2 separate regions of the Mus musculus genome follow, and region 1 is linked to region 2. The links are chromatin loops, found by intact Hi-C in ENCODE. Cell type or tissue: left cerebral cortex. All regions are shown on one strand.

Region 1 (8,000 bases), 47 kb before region 2:
AGAACAAACAAGAAAGTAATCCCTCAACAAACCAAAAAGAAGACAGCCACAAGAACAGAATGCCAACTCTAACAACAAAAATAAAAGGAAGCAACAATTACTTTTTCCTTAATATCTCTTAATATCAATGGACTCAATTCCCCAATAAAAAGACATAGACTAACAGACTGGCTACACAAACAGGACCCAACATTCTGCTGCATACAGGAAACACATCTCAGGGAAAAAGACAGACACTACCTCAGAGTGAAAGGCTGGAAAACAATTTTCCAAGCAAATGGTCTGAAGAAACAAGCTGGAGTAGCCATTTTAATATCGGATAAAATCGACTTCCAACCCAAAGTTATCAAAAAAGACAAGGAGGGATACTTCATACTCATCAAAGGTAAAATCCTCCAAGAGGAAGTCACAATTCTGAATATCTGTGCTCCAAATGCAAGGGCAGCCACATTCATTAAAGACACTTTAGTAAAGCTCAAAGCACACATTGCACCTCACACAATAATAGTGGGAGACTTCAACACACCGCTTTCACCAATGGACAGATCGTGGAAACAGAAACTAAACAGGGACACAGTGAAACTAACAGAAGTGATGAAACAAATGGACCTGACAGATATCTACAGAACATTTTATCCTAAAACAAAAGGATATACCTTCTTCTCAGCACCTCACGGGACCTTCTCCAAAATTGACCATATAATTGGTCACAAAACAGGCCTCAAAAGATACAAAAATATTGAAATCGTCCCATGTATCATATCAGACCACCATGGCCTAAGACTGATCTTCAATAACAACATAAATAATGGAAAGCCAACATTCACGTGGAAACTGAACAACACTCTTCTCAATGATACCTTGGTCAAGGAAGGAATAAAGAAAGAAATTAAAGACTTTTTAGAGTTTAATGAAAATGAAGCCACAACGTACCCAAACCGATGGGACACAATGAAAGCATTTCTAAGAGGGAAACTCATAACTCTGAGTGCCTCCAAGAAGAAACAGGAGAGAGCACATACTAGCAGCTTGACAACACATCTAAAAGCTCTAGAAAAAAAGGAAGCAAATTCACCCAAGAGGAGTAGACGGCCGGAAATAATCAAACTCAGGGGTGAAATTAACCAAGTGGAAACAAGAAGAACTATTCAAAGAATTCAAACGAGGAGTTGGTTCTTTGAGAAAATCAACAAGATAGATAAACCCTTAGCTTGACTCACTAAAGGGCACAGGGACAAAATCCTAATCAACAAAATCAGAAATGAAAAGGGAGACATAACAACAGATCCTGAAGAAATCCAAAACACCATCAGATCCTTCTACAAAAGGTTATACTCAACAAAACTGGAAAACCTGGACAAAATGGACAAATTTCTGGACAGATACCAGGTACCAAAGTTGAGTCAGGATCAAGTTGACCATCTAAACAGTCCCATATCACCTAAAGAAATAGAAGCAGTTATTAATATTCTCCCAGCCAAAAAAAGCCCAGGACCAGACAGGTTTAGTGCAGAGTTCTATCAGACCTTCAAAGAAGATCTAATTCCAGTTCTACACAAACTTTTTCACAAAATAGAAGTAGAAGGTACTCTACCCAACTCATTTTATGAAGCGACTATTACTCTGATACCTAAACCACAGAAAGATTCAACAAAGATAAAGAACTTCAGACCAATTTCTCTTATGAATATCGATGCAAAAATCCTCAATAAAATTCTCGCTAACCGAATCCAAGAACATATTAAAGCAATCATCCATCCTGACCAAGTAGGTTTTATTCCAGGAATGCAGGGATGGTTTAATATACAAAAATCCATCAATGTAATCCATTATATAAACAAACTCAAAGACAAAAACCACATGATCATCTCGTTAGATGCAGAAAAAGCATTTGACAAGATTCAACACCCATTCATGATAAAAGTTTGGAAAGATCAGGAATTCAAGGCCCATACCTAAACATGATAAAAGCAATCTACAGCAAACCAGTAGCCAACATCAAAGTAAATGGAGAGAAGCTGGAAGCAATCCCACTAAAATCAGGGACTAGACAAGGCTGCCCACTTTCTCCCTACCTTTTCAACATAGTACTTGAAGTATTAGCCAGAGCAATTCGACAACAAAAGGAGATCAAGGGGATACAAATTGGAAAAGAGGAAGTCAAAATATCACTTTTTGCAGATGATATGATAGTATATATAAGTGACCCTAAAAATTCTACCAGAGAACTCCTAAACCTGATAAGCAGCTTCGGTGAAGTAGCTGGATATAAAATAAACTCAAACAAGTCAATGGCCTTTCTCTATACAAAGAATAAACAGGCTGAGAAAGAAGTTAGGGAAAGAACACCCTTCTCAATAGTCACAAATAGTATAAAATATCTTGCCGTAACTCTAACTAAGGAGGTGAAAGATCTGTATTATAAAAACTTCAAATCTCTGAAGAAAGAAATTAAAGAAGATCTCAGAAGATGGAAAGATCTCCCATGCTCATGGATTGGCAGGATCAACATTGTAAAAATGGCTATCTTGCCAAAAGCAATCTACAGATTCAATGCAATCCCCATCAAAATTCCAACTCAATTCTTCAACGAATTAGAAGGAGCAAGTTGCAAATTCATCTGGAATAACAAAAAACCTAGGATAGCAAAAAGTCTTCTCAAGGATAAAAGAACCTCTGGTGGAATCACCATGCCTGACCTAAAGCTTTACTACAGAGCAATTGTGATAAAAACTGCATGGTACTGGTATAGAAACAGACAAGTAGACCAATGGAATAGAATTGAAGACCCAGAAATGAACGCACACACCTATGGTCACTTGATCTTCGACAAGGGAGCTAAAACCATCCAGTGGAAGAAAGACAGCATTTTCAACAATTGGTGCTGGCACAACTGGTTGTTATCATGTAGAAGAATTCGAATCGATCCATATTTATCAACTTGTACTAAGGTCAAATCTAAGTGGATCAAAGAACTTCACATAAAACCAGAGACACTGAAACTTATAGAGGAGAAAGTGGGGAAAAGCCTTGAAGATATGGGCACAGGGGAAAAATTCCTGAACAGAACAGCAATGGCATGTGCTGTAAGATCGAGAATTGACCAATGGGACCTAACGAAACTCCAAAGTTTCTGCAAGGCAAAAGACACCATCAACAAGACAAAAAGACCACCAACAGATTGGGAAAGGATCTTTACCTATCCTAAATCAGATAGGGGGCTATTATCCAACATATATAAAGAACTCAAGAAGGTGGACTTCAGAAAATCGAACAAGCCCATTAAAAAATGGGGCTCAGAACTGAACAAAGAATTCTCACCTGAGGAATACCGAATGGTAGAGAAGCACCTGAAAAAATGTTCAACATCCTTAATCATCAGGGAAATGCAAATCAAAACAACCCTGAGATTCCACCTCACACCAGTCAGAATGGCTAAGATCAAAAATTCAGGTGACAGCAGATGCTGGTGTGGATGTGGAGAAAGAGGAACACTCCTCCATTGTTGGTGGGATTGCAGGCTTGTACAACCGCTCTGGAAATCAGTCTGGCGGTTCTTCAGAAAACTGAACATAGTACTACCGGAGGATCCAGCAATACCTCTCCTGGGCATTTATCCAGAAGATGCCCCAACTGGTAAGATGAACACATGCTCCACTATGTTCATAGCAGCCTTATTTATAATAGCCAGAAGCTGGAAAGAACCCAGATGCCCCTCAACAGAGGAATGGTTACAGAAAATGTGGTACATCTACACAATGGAGTACTACTCAGCTATTAAAAAGAATGAATTTATGAAATTCCTAGCCAAATGGATGGACCTGGAGGGCATCATCCTGAGTGAGGTAACACATTCACAAAGAAACTCACACAATATGTACTCACTGATAAGTGGATATTAGCCCCAAACCTAGGATACCCAAGATATAAGATATAATTTGCTAAACACACGAAACTCAAGAAGAATGAAGACTGAAGTGTGGACACTATGCCCCTCCTTAGAATTGGGAACAAAACACCCATGGAAGGAGTTACAGAGACAAAGTTTGGAGCTGAGATGAAAGGATGGACCATGTAGAGACTGCCATATCCAGGGATCCACCCCATAATCAGCATCCAAACGCTGACACCATTGCATACCCTAGCAAGATTTTATTGAAAGGACCCAGATGTAGCTATCTCTTGTGAGACTATGCCGGGGCCTAGCAAACACAGAAGTGGATGCTCACAGTCAGCTAATGGATGGATCACAGGGCTCCCAATGGAGGAGCTAGAGAAAGAACCCAAGGAGCTAAAGGGATCTGCAACCCCATAGGTGGAACAACATTATGAACTAACCAGTACCCCGGAGCTCTTTACTCTAGCTGCATATGTAACAAAAGATGGCCTAATCGGCCATCACTGGAAAGAGAGGCCCATTGGACAGGTAAACTTTGTATGCCCCAGTACAGGGGAACGCCAGGGCCAAAAAGGGGGAGTGGGTGGGTAGGAGAGTGGGGGTGGGTGGGTATGAGGACTTTTGGTATAGCATTGGAAATGTAAATGAGCTAAATACCTAATAAAAAATGGAAAAAAAAATAAAATCTAAGTATTTACATTAAAAGTAGGAAAATTAGCAGCACAAAAGTTGATACATGGCTCAGTGAATAGAGTATTAGCATTTCAAGCCTGAGGGCTCTAGTTTGGGTCACAAGTACCCATGTACAAAATCATGCACAGCAGCATTCATTAGAAACCCATGTACAAAGCCATGCACAGTACTATGAGTATGGGGAGAAAGATGAACTACTCTAAATTTCTGATCAGCCAGTCTTTCTGATCACTGGACAAGTTCAGTGAGAGGCCCTGTCTCACATCAATAAGACAGAGATAAATGAGAGACATCTGATGTTAGCCTCTAGTCATACATATGCATGCATGTGCATTGAACACATACACACACACAGAGGAAAGTACATTTTAGTAATTTTGGAGCATGGTATAGCTATCAGAATGTTTTTATTTTTCTTTTTTGTACCATACATTTATATTGCACAGTCAGCCTACAGGTATTTCACAACATTGTTTAAAATAATTGATGCTCAGAAAATTTAAATAACGTTTTTTACTGTTTTTGAGAGTCATGTACGTTTCATCCACTCAAGTATAGGTCCCTCAAATTCAAGAATGCAAAACCTTTTCATTTTTAACTCATTTGTTATATCTTTAAGTTCAGAATCCATCATTGTTAGTATTCATATTTCTCTTTTCAGATTCCAGGTCATTATCATATAAATGATTTTAGCACTCTAATCTCTCTCATTACTAGCCACAGAAACTACTGAATTTCATCCAGCATAAGATGCACCCAGTATAATATATAGTTTTAAATGTTCTCTCCAGAAATCCTTGACATTTAAATTATGCATATCATCATTTGTGAGATGGAACTAGATTTAAAAAAAAATAAAATGATTTCTTGTTCGTGCTTAGCCTCAACATAGCACTGTTTATTTACACACCACTGTGAATCCTGAGAGAAAGAGGAAGAGTACATTTAGTACAATGTGCTTGATTTGATGATGTTTTTCTATAATAAGGAAAAATTCAGCAATTTGTAAAATGCCATTTTTGCATGATGATTTAGAAGGTTATAGTAAATATTGTTTTTAGAAGTAAGAACACTTTTAAGATCATATCTGTAGAGATATTGGTAGCTTGATTATATCTTTCGCATCATCATATCTCCCTAACCAGTGAGCAGCCCTTTGCCTACCAACAAACTCTGACATTCGAGTTGTCACTTCATGCTGGGTACCATGTACACATGAGGCTTCCTTTTCTAAGACTTAGAGAGACTAGCAGTTCAGAGATCACCAAACTGAGACAGTGCAGTGGAAATTACAGTTGTTGTCTCTTGGCAAGTTTCAGCCTAGGAATTATAAATATTTAATAATCTAACATGTTGATAAAATGAACTAAGAGTTTGTCTAAAACTTTTAAGACCATGGTAATAATAATAAAAAAAAAACCTCAGCTATTATATAGTGGATGTGAATTGATGATCTTGATAACCAATTATAAAGAATAAGTTAAGAGGAAGAAGAAATGTCATGGATCAATGTCTGTCTGGCTCCAGAGGTCTCTATTGGAAATTTGGCTTGCACTTTTTTTTTTATCTGGATATTTTTCTGTCACAGTTCCCATCTTCTGTGACATAAAGTTTAATGAATATCCTAGAATGCTGGAATGTCCAATGGCCCACATAAAGAGATCTAAGTTGAAATATAGTGCTGTTAAATGTGCTATCTTATTTATACCTGAAGATCTATTCTAGGCAGCTTTGGATGGAAAGCTGCCTTCCAACAGTGATAAAAAGAGTAATTGAGTATCAACAAGGGCTGTATGGTATGCTCCCTGAAATACTAACCAACAATACTTAGACAGTAAGTATATGAAGATAGCTCCCTGTCAAAGCCTCTGGTCGCCTCTCTTCTTTCAGTTCTTGATTGCAACCGGGGGATCCCCTCTCCCATCATTCCAAAGAATGTGTAAGTAATTTGACCAGAATTTCTCCACTAAGCCCTTCCCTTAACATAATATTTGAGGGAACCAATTTTAGAAATTCACTCTCCATTAACTAAATCTTTCTCTGATTATCTAAAAAGCTGAACATCCCCTGTCCTTTTCCTGCAACCACCCAAACTTAATTCTTCTATACAGTGGCTATCACTTAAAAAAGGCACACAAGGAAAAAAAACTAGGAATACTATTTTAATAACATTTGATATGCCCTACCACTTCTATAATGAAACATGCAGGTAAGTTGTGATATCTTTGTTGGTCATGATTAATATACAATATGTGAAATTCTCAAAAATTAGTAAAATTATTTTATACAAATTAAACCAATGTAGTATTAAGAATGGAAATATGCCAATATTTTAGGAGCTTTTAAACTATTCATGATTGATGGGCCCACTAAAAATTACACTAAAATATTAACCACTTTTGGCATACATAGACTATAATCAAAGCTGTTCCTATAGAAGGTAAGTAGTTTCAGTCAAAATAAACCTTACACAGTTCTTCTGACTCAATGTTTCTGACTCTTTTGTTCTTAAATAGTTATTTATTCTTTCTCTCTGAGATACAAATCCATTTAAATACTTCTTGACAATTTTACAAACTTAAAATGTTTTTCTCCTATTCTGGAGCCATCTCTGAAATAACGTCACCAATAAAGATGTCCTTATCACTAAGATTATGAGAGACCAGGCAGGGTTTAACTTCAACCAAGATATTTACTCAAAAGGAACAAAAACATATTTTTCATTGAATCCATCTAATTAGCTAACTTGCTACACAGGATTATGATCTATAATGCCCTATATGCAAACCAGCTCTGAAGCTTAACCACTTCTTAAATAATTGAATTAAAAGTAAATCCTAGCTTCTCATTTCTAATATAAGAGTTTTTATAAGTATTTTTCTTGCCTCCAGCTGAATGATACATTTTTTTCAGACACTTGTATATAACATTGGTTTTACTAAAACTCTATCACACGAGTTTAACATAGGGTGAAGCATATACTAACATATGAAATGGCAACCATGGAGAAAATATTTCAAGCATCGACTTGGCAATACATTTTTAAAAACAAATACTTAACCCATGATCTAGAAAGAAAATACTCACCTCTGTACCATAGATACCACAGGATTTGTCTGGAATGGTGTTAATATAACCATGTACATTTTGGGGGCTATAGCTAGAAATTGATTAACTTCATACTCTTGGAAGGACTCAAGAAAGACTAATTCTGATTGTAATTATTATGGAAACTGAGTCTAGGTCATCATTATAGCTTCTTTAATTCATTACATCTAATTTTAGGGGCTTCGTCAGTTAGCCTCTATTATGCCTAGAAGAATGCTTTAACATTTAAAATTTGCAGTGGAATTTCCACATGTTTAAAATTCAAAGAAGTCAACCAAACACTCATATGATAGAATGAAAA
Region 2 (8,000 bases):
TGCACAAGTATCAAATTTGTGAAGGGACTTGGGGCAAAGGGAAGCAGCTGCAGGTGGAGTCTTTCTCTTCAAATTGCCTTTAGACACATGTGAGATCCAGAGAGTACAAAGCCATCAAACAACAGTTGATATGCAGAACTCTCCAATTCCTTTTACTGTCTTCTTTTATTCTTAATCTAAAACCCCAGGGACCAAGAAGTTGTATTAGCAAATCCACGAAGACACAATAGCAGAGGATGTCAACCAAACTGCATCCCTGTTCATATACTTTCTGTGCAGATTGGGCTCAAACTGAGGGGACAGGGGAAAAATTAAACTAAATTGAAATGAACATTCCAATTTCTGTGGAGCAGAGCTTGTTCACTGACATAGTGTGATCAAAGAACTCTTTATTATAAGTGTATAAACAAAATGCTAGGACCCAATTTGTGTTAACATCCCAGGGCACTGTGGAAACTACTTCTGAATAAGTATAAAAGAGATAAAATATGTTTGTTTCATAATTGTCCCTAATGAGTTCTGTTTATACAATGTAATACTTAAATTCCTCATCATGTTAACAGTACAATAAATCCTTTAGGATTATTATCTTTTAGTTATGTTAATGACTGCCAGTCTTCAGGGTGGTGCCACGAGTTGGGTAAACAGATCTAATAGGTGTTAGATTTCCTTTCTGCTATTCTTTCAAAACACTTTGGATTTTTTTTTTACATGCTAAATTGTAAAATTCACTGGCATAAACTATTTTGACAGTTTACCAGAATGACGACGTATTATTATTTCTGTTAGTTTCAGGGAAAGCTACGGAATAAGCTACAATAACCAAGCAATTTAAATATCGAAGACTGTAGTTACTCCATGGAAATTTGAAGGATATATATTATGTCTTAGGTGATTTTGTTGTGTTTGTATGAGGTAACTGGGCATTATCTCTGAAATTTTTCTCACTACGTAATATTTCAAGGCAATTATTTGATAGTAAGTATTTTAGTTTCTACAATATTATACATATCATCTGTAGCATACATGTTTTATTATCATTATATGCACATTCTGTTTAGAAGTCCATAGTCATTCCAGTCTGGTATTTCATGGAATGTTTCTACAGGGATCCTTCCCTTCTACAAAGAATTTGGATGCTGAGACATGCTATTTTTAGAAACAGTAAAAAAGCATCTCTCTAAGGTAATGGGACACCATGAGGTGTGCTCTTGCATATTGCTTCCTTTACTAATTAAAGGGAATGTGAAATTGAGAGTAAGTTGGCATTGTTAAAGTAAATGACCCAATGCTTTAGTAATGAAGACACTTAGGAGCTGAAGTTTATTGTTTTAATTTTAATCTTGAGCAATTTTAGCCCCACAGAGTAAGTTGCTCTACATGTCCTGCAGAGCCTCACTTTCATTGTCCCAGCAATGGCTGCCCACTGACTCCATAAAAGCAAAACTGACTGTAATGAGTTGCATTTCAGATTGAAGTGTTTTATTTATATGCAAGATGAACTGATATTGGACATTTATTAAATCTAGTTTTTAACATGCTGTCATAAAGTGGGGTTCTTCAAAGGGCAGAGATTCTGGGAGACTAAAAGTTGCTTAAATGATGCCCCATAAAAATACACATAAGGCTCAGATGCCTTTGGATTAAATATTCATTACAGAATATTTACATAATGCATGGGAAAGTGCTTTTAAAATAAAAACTCTCTTTATATAAATGGAAGCTATGGCCAGATTTTCCCCCATTATCCCCAGTAGAGCACTTCAAAGCATACTTGAGAGTCAGGGAAGAGAATTTCTCCCCATCATGCTGTCAAACAATGAACTGACTAGTGTATACTGTCCAAACCTGCCCCGAATATGATGTTTTATCAGTCACCAAACTCTTTCTGGAATATCTATTTTTCATGATGTATAAATATATGATTCTTAAAAAAATATAGACTTGTTTTAAGGTTGATTGGAGGATATTGAATATCAACAAGGCTTTCTCAGTTAAGCATACAAAATCATCTGAATGCACAGAAACAACAGAGAGACCTGGTTTCTTGCTCCTAGTTAGATTCATGGTCTTAGCCAAGCAATTCTATGTCTGTGCTTTATTTTATTCATTTTTATATGTTATTTTTTTGTTTTCATTGAAGATGCTTTGAAACATTAATGATATCTTTCAGGCAATATTCCCAGGATCTGACATTGAAAAATTGAAAAATTGTTAATTTCTTCCTACTTAAACATATCATTATTGCCAAATTACAAACAGCAAATTCTTAATTACCCATATTAATATATGAGAATGTCTGTGTGGATAAAAAAATAACATGAATACGATTTTCCACATTTTGTTTTACAATTTTTTAATATTTTATAACTTTAAGTAAATATTTCTATATAGAATTGATATATGAGAGGAAGATTTTAAGAAGTAGAAAAGTGTTTTCATTTAACAGTTCAAAAATTTCAGACAGAGATGATGAATATAAATATAAATGTACCAAATGTACTATATGTAGCTGGAGGATCAACAAATCAAACATTTCCCTACTAGTTCTGTGATTTTTTTTTTTTGTCATTAATTCCCAAAATGATCTTGATGATTGTGTCTGTCAATCCAAAGTAGCTGAAAAACTGTTTGTCATCATTATGCTTGCCTGTCGATTCCTTTCTGAGAGCATTCATGTTAACTACCTATACTAGTTTACAGCAACATACAAGGATATAGTTTACAAATAATTTCATCCAAAAGCTTGAGTTAGTTTAATCTGAACTTTTTGTTATTGGGGACATCTGTGGATTAAAAACAACAACAACAATTATATATCACCAGCTAAGTCCGAAAATAGATACTGCCTCTCTTTGCCATGTTAACAGACTGCATTATTTACTCTGGAGGTTAATGCTAGAGTGGGGAGAAGATTGTTTACAGGCTGAGCCCAGGCACCATCTTAGCTTAATATCTTGGCTTATAACATCCCTAGAGGCAAAGAAGTAATTAAATGCTTTGTCGGGAACGTCCTTCTATTGTGATTCATAAGCAGGTACAACTGGTATATGATAAGAATAAGCCGAGCTGCCGATGATGATAAAGAACTCCACCTAATAGTTTCTCCAACAACTGGGAATGGAGGTTTACTTTGAAAAATTCACATAAAAGGTAATCTTCCAAGGGAAGAGATGCACTATGTGCTATGGTCTGTTTGTATTTAATGGACACATTTTCAAACTTGCACTGGAGTTATTCGTACAAGCATCTTATCTCTTTGATTGTTTTATAAACAGCTTAGGGATCAAAAGTATCTCTGCCTCTGTTTTATAGATGCCATGGTGCCCATTTATTATACTATCTTGTCTGTTTGCCAACCAGTCAATGAATTGATACATTTACGATGATATTGGAATTGTAATTCTAATAATGGAAATGGAAAATATTTAATAAAGTTGTTACAATTCTTGGAGAAAAGAAAAAAATATGTTCACATCCTCTTCAAGAGAATACATAAAAAGATTTCAAAGAAAAGAGTCAGGGACAATGAGAAAGCTTGCTGTGATGACTTGTTATACTTACTATAAAATATAATCCTCTGATATATTTAAGCTATTTCTAATGCGATATTATGGATGAAATATGAGTGGATTTTAAAAAAAAAAGAAAAGAAACTCAGGTCCATCTGTATAAAGCCACTTTTACTTTCTGACTTCTCACCCTTCCACATAGCCCAGACATAGGTTCTGGCTTTACAATATCTACTTCCTTGTCTCTTTCTGAAAGAATGTTATACATATTCCAGAGTTCAGAAATCCCCTGTGCTCCCTTAAACTACAAGAGTTTCACTGGAAACTTTATTTCAGTTGCTTGGAAGGTCCTATTCTTTTATATTCTAATTTTTCTATACCTGGCCCCTACAGCTTTTCTCTTCTCTATACTTCTCTTCTTTCAGGTCCTCTCCTCTCACACATGAGTTGCCACTCTCCTGACAAGAATGAAGACAGCAGTGAGCTTGCCTAGTATATGTGCAGATGTCGAATTTCTTTCCCAACTAGGTATAGAGAAAAGCCTACAGGAAGTAGATGTTGAAGGTGACAGGACAGAGGGTGGAGAAAATTCAGCTCTGTGATGTTGTTCCCCACAAGCAGTAATGGTCAAGAATAAAATCCAAGCTTTCAGTCTCTGAGAATGATAAAAGTACTTGTTGTTTAAGCCAGTTTATTCCAATATTGCAGCAAACTAATTCGGATGCACTCCTTCACCCTTGATCTTCCACATTTTAAACCTCTCTTCCTTGCAAACTTATTTTTCTATATGTGCCATTATTATCCTTCTGTAGAGAAACATGTCTAGCTTTATGATACTAAATGATTACCATTAAATACGGACAATAGCAAGGGGGAAATGGTGCAAATTCAAATGAAATGCTAGCAGCTAAAAGGCTGATTTTATAATGTGCATTTGTAGCAGCCCATTTCAGAGAGTCTACATAATGGTTTTAAAGGACTTTCAATAATGTTTCCTGCAGCTGTGCAGACTTTTAACTTTTAACTCTTCATTTAAAAACTACATCTAAATATAAATCAAACACTATACACTTCCAATTTAGCTGTTTGAATGGAAAGAGAACGTTGAAAGCTGGAGCAGTCATGAGTAAGTGCTATAGAAAGCTGGAGTCGACAGTTGCAATTTAAAACCAATCAAGTGGGCAGGAGAAGGGGAACACAGAACCTGAAAATAACTGGTGAGCGTAGAAATAGTCTTAAAGCAATAGCTGCACTAATAGTGATTATGGCTAATTAGTGGTCCAAGGGTGCCACACTCCAGGCAAGGGGAATTGAAGGTGAGAGGTAGTTTGAGCACAGACTAGTCAGTTTCCACCAGCAACACTCACCAGAGCTAGTCTCCCCTAAGATGGAAAAAAAAAAAAAAAAAAAAACTCACTTTGTAGTAAAGGACTGAGTAGAAACAAGAGGGAGCCACACAGTTACGCGACATGAATCCTCATTCCAAGGTGTTTTGATTTAGTCAAGCAAGATTGTGGAAAATCCAGACTTTCATGTGGAGAAAATGCTTAACATGAAAGATGGTATTGTGTTACCCTCTCGGGCATATTTATTCCTGAATGGGGGCTTGTCTGGAATATATAATAAATAAACTATATTCTACAAAAATACCCTTGGTATTTATACCTTGAAGAAAAAGCAGAGACTTAATAAATTTTCATCCTTATTGTGAGCAATTAGTTTCTTGACTAATTTTTCAGTTTTATACATTTATTACCCGAGGAAGCCATTTCTGGTCTCTTTTTTTCTTTGAAGATGGAAACACTAATCCAGTAATACAATTATTTCTAGAGAATTTCTGAATGAAAAATCTATGCTCATGAATTTATCAAAATATTTTATAGAGTGATCTACATATCATAAGCATATGTCTAATCAGATTATAAATTTCAAGCTAGGAAGATATTGAGAGATAACGATTTTTCTTTGAAAGACTTCATATAAATTTGGTGAATTTTTCATTTCAGTAGTATAAAATTTTTCAAAATAGTAAAGAAGAAAAATTAAAGTTACGTATAATGACTAAAAGTAATGGAAATTTGCATTAACAGATGTTTTAATTTTAGTTTTTAGTGATATTAATACATTTTTATGATCAAGGATACTTTGGTAGAAGCTATTAGGGGCTTGTATAAAATCTCAAAGTCAGCTGAAGACACCTCAAGATAAATTTCACAGCACAAAGGATATATATATATGTATATATTTGTCCCAAAGGGTCAAAGGTTAGGGATAGAGGAAAAAGACAGTAGATAGAGGAAGAGAGGGAAGTGGAGGGAAGAAAGGAGAGGAAGAAAGTGGGTAAGGGCAAGGGGGAAAGAGTATTGGGAGGGGCTGTGGTTGAAGGCTGGGCTGGGGGAAAGACCATCTCTGGATAGAGAGAAGACAGACATGGCCCATAAGCAAATGGAAGTTTATCAAGGCAAAAGAGAGAATCCCATATTAGGCCAAGGTGTTTAATTTTAATTGGATGTATTACATAGTTGGGTTAAAAGGGGTCTTTGATTGCTGGACTTCAATAATATGATACTTGGACTTTGATGGTAAGTCTTAGGAGGAGGGATTGGCCAAATAAGGAAATAGACCTCCTAGGCTAGTTTCAGGAAAGCAAACAATTAATGGTTTTTAGCAAGACTGAGGGAATGGAGGAGAGGATGCCAGAACCATGTTTGCAATGCTCAGGCTGGCTAGAGTCCTTTCATTTATTATTGAGCCTCTGGGTATTGGGTAAGGAGGTTTCCTTATCTCTGGCTGCTTCTTGCTGACACTGAGTTCTTCCTGTTAAGGGACACAAGGAAGCTGGCTTGTTGATCCAGGCTGAGAATGGCAGACTGTGTCAGTTTATGTACTGGTTCTGGCAGATCATCTGAGCTAGAAAAGTATATTCTATAAAGTCTAGACAAGGAAGTGGATTCTAAGGAAACAGGTGGGGCTAGTGCTGGAGTTGTAAAGCAGTCTGAAGTTGGTCTGAAAACTACTAAGACAGATAGACTAGGGTCAAAGGTAAAAGTGACATATATACATACATATATATATATATATATATATATATATATATATATATATATATACACACACACACACACACATATATAATATATATAATGAAACTTAATTGAAATATAATATGTAAATTATATATATAATATGTAAATTATATATATATATATATATATATATATATATAAAATTTGAAAGGACTCTAGCCAGCCTAGGCATTGCAAATATAGCTCTGGTGTGTTTCACCCCATTCCCTCTGTCTTGCTCAAAACCATTAGATTGCTTGCTTTCCTGAAACTAGTCCAGGAAGTCTATTCATTATATACATTTTGTCCGAAAGGGTCTAAGCTATATATATATATAACTTTTCAACCCAAATCTTTTAGATTCATAGTCCTGGTGTTTTGGGAGAAGAGTCTCAAGACCAGGGAAAGGGGGGAGATCCCAACTTTAGGAATAGGCAAAATGCAGGGAAACCTAAGATGCTGGTTAACACAAGTATTTATCTAGAGTCTGTTTTAGAGTTCTTGAGAGAAGAAAGGAGATTTAGATGGGCTAGAACAATTGTTATCTGAAAGCAGGTCTGATTGTGTTGGGAGAATATAATTTGAAAGGCTTTGTTACATTATAACAATCCTTCTTAGGGTGTTCCAGTAGGTTCTAAAAATTAAATATTTTAGGAACATGAATGATTGGGGAGGATCTTGGCACACATTGAGAGGCACCATCTGTAACAGCTTTATAAATATAATCTAATAGGTTTTAGCAAGGACAAGGGAATGGGGAGAAGGGCAAGACCTGCCAATGCCATGTTTGTCATGCTTAAGCTTTCTTGAGTCCCTTCAGTGCTAGCTTTCATTGTGTGCTTAGTTCTAACTCTCAAATTTAGGGAGTTAATTTTTCTCTGCCCTTGTGAAGAATGTAGAGTGAGCTAAGCCCTTAGACTTGAAATGTATATTCAGGACCAATTTTGGTTTTCAGGGAATCTGGCTGATTCTGGAATAATGAGACAAAGTTAGGGTAGCGAGGCAGTTGGATGGAATGTAGGTCTTGTAAACACAGCTTTCTTGACCCTGGACCCTACTTTCTCTCTCTCTCTGTTTCTCTCTCTCTCTCTCTCTCTCTCTCTCTCTCTCTCTCTCTCTCTCTCTCTCTCTCTCATTATTCTTCTTGCTAGTTATGATGTTAAAGAAGAGAAGGAAGTATGTCCCATTTTTTCTTCATTTCAATTTGTTAGGTAATTGTTGAAAATTTCTGTAAAGTAAAACATATCAAAAATAGAGCACATGCATAAACTCTGCATGTGTAAAATATTGTTAAAATTTCATCATACACAATTCACTTTAAAGCAAAGAACAGAAATCAGTCCTCGACAGAATGTATTTTCCAAACACGGCACAACACTATGTCCAGTCTCTTTTCATCCTGTGAAATCTTGGCATTTCTTCT

The links. A loop is a pair of places that touch in the nucleus more often than their neighbours do. Peaks named below come from ENCODE experiments on the same cell type or tissue, not always from the same donor. Only the 100,000 strongest peaks of a DNase experiment are listed, where the experiment ranks them.
Region 1: it touches region 2 in a loop (6-fold over the local background); 2 of 42 quality-filtered maps call a loop at or near these places.

What each region holds. Positions count from the first base shown.
Region 1 is chr14:85,258,702-85,266,701 of GRCm38, reverse strand. No RefSeq gene overlaps it. Among named protein-coding and RNA genes, the nearest start is that of 9630013A20Rik, 790 kb to the right of the region's middle. In left cerebral cortex, no CTCF peak of the experiment used is centred here; no DNase peak of the experiment used is centred here.
Region 2 is chr14:85,211,952-85,219,951 of GRCm38, reverse strand. No RefSeq gene overlaps it. Among named protein-coding and RNA genes, the nearest start is that of 9630013A20Rik, 740 kb to the right of the region's middle. In left cerebral cortex, no CTCF peak of the experiment used is centred here; a DNase peak (open chromatin) is centred at 4,669.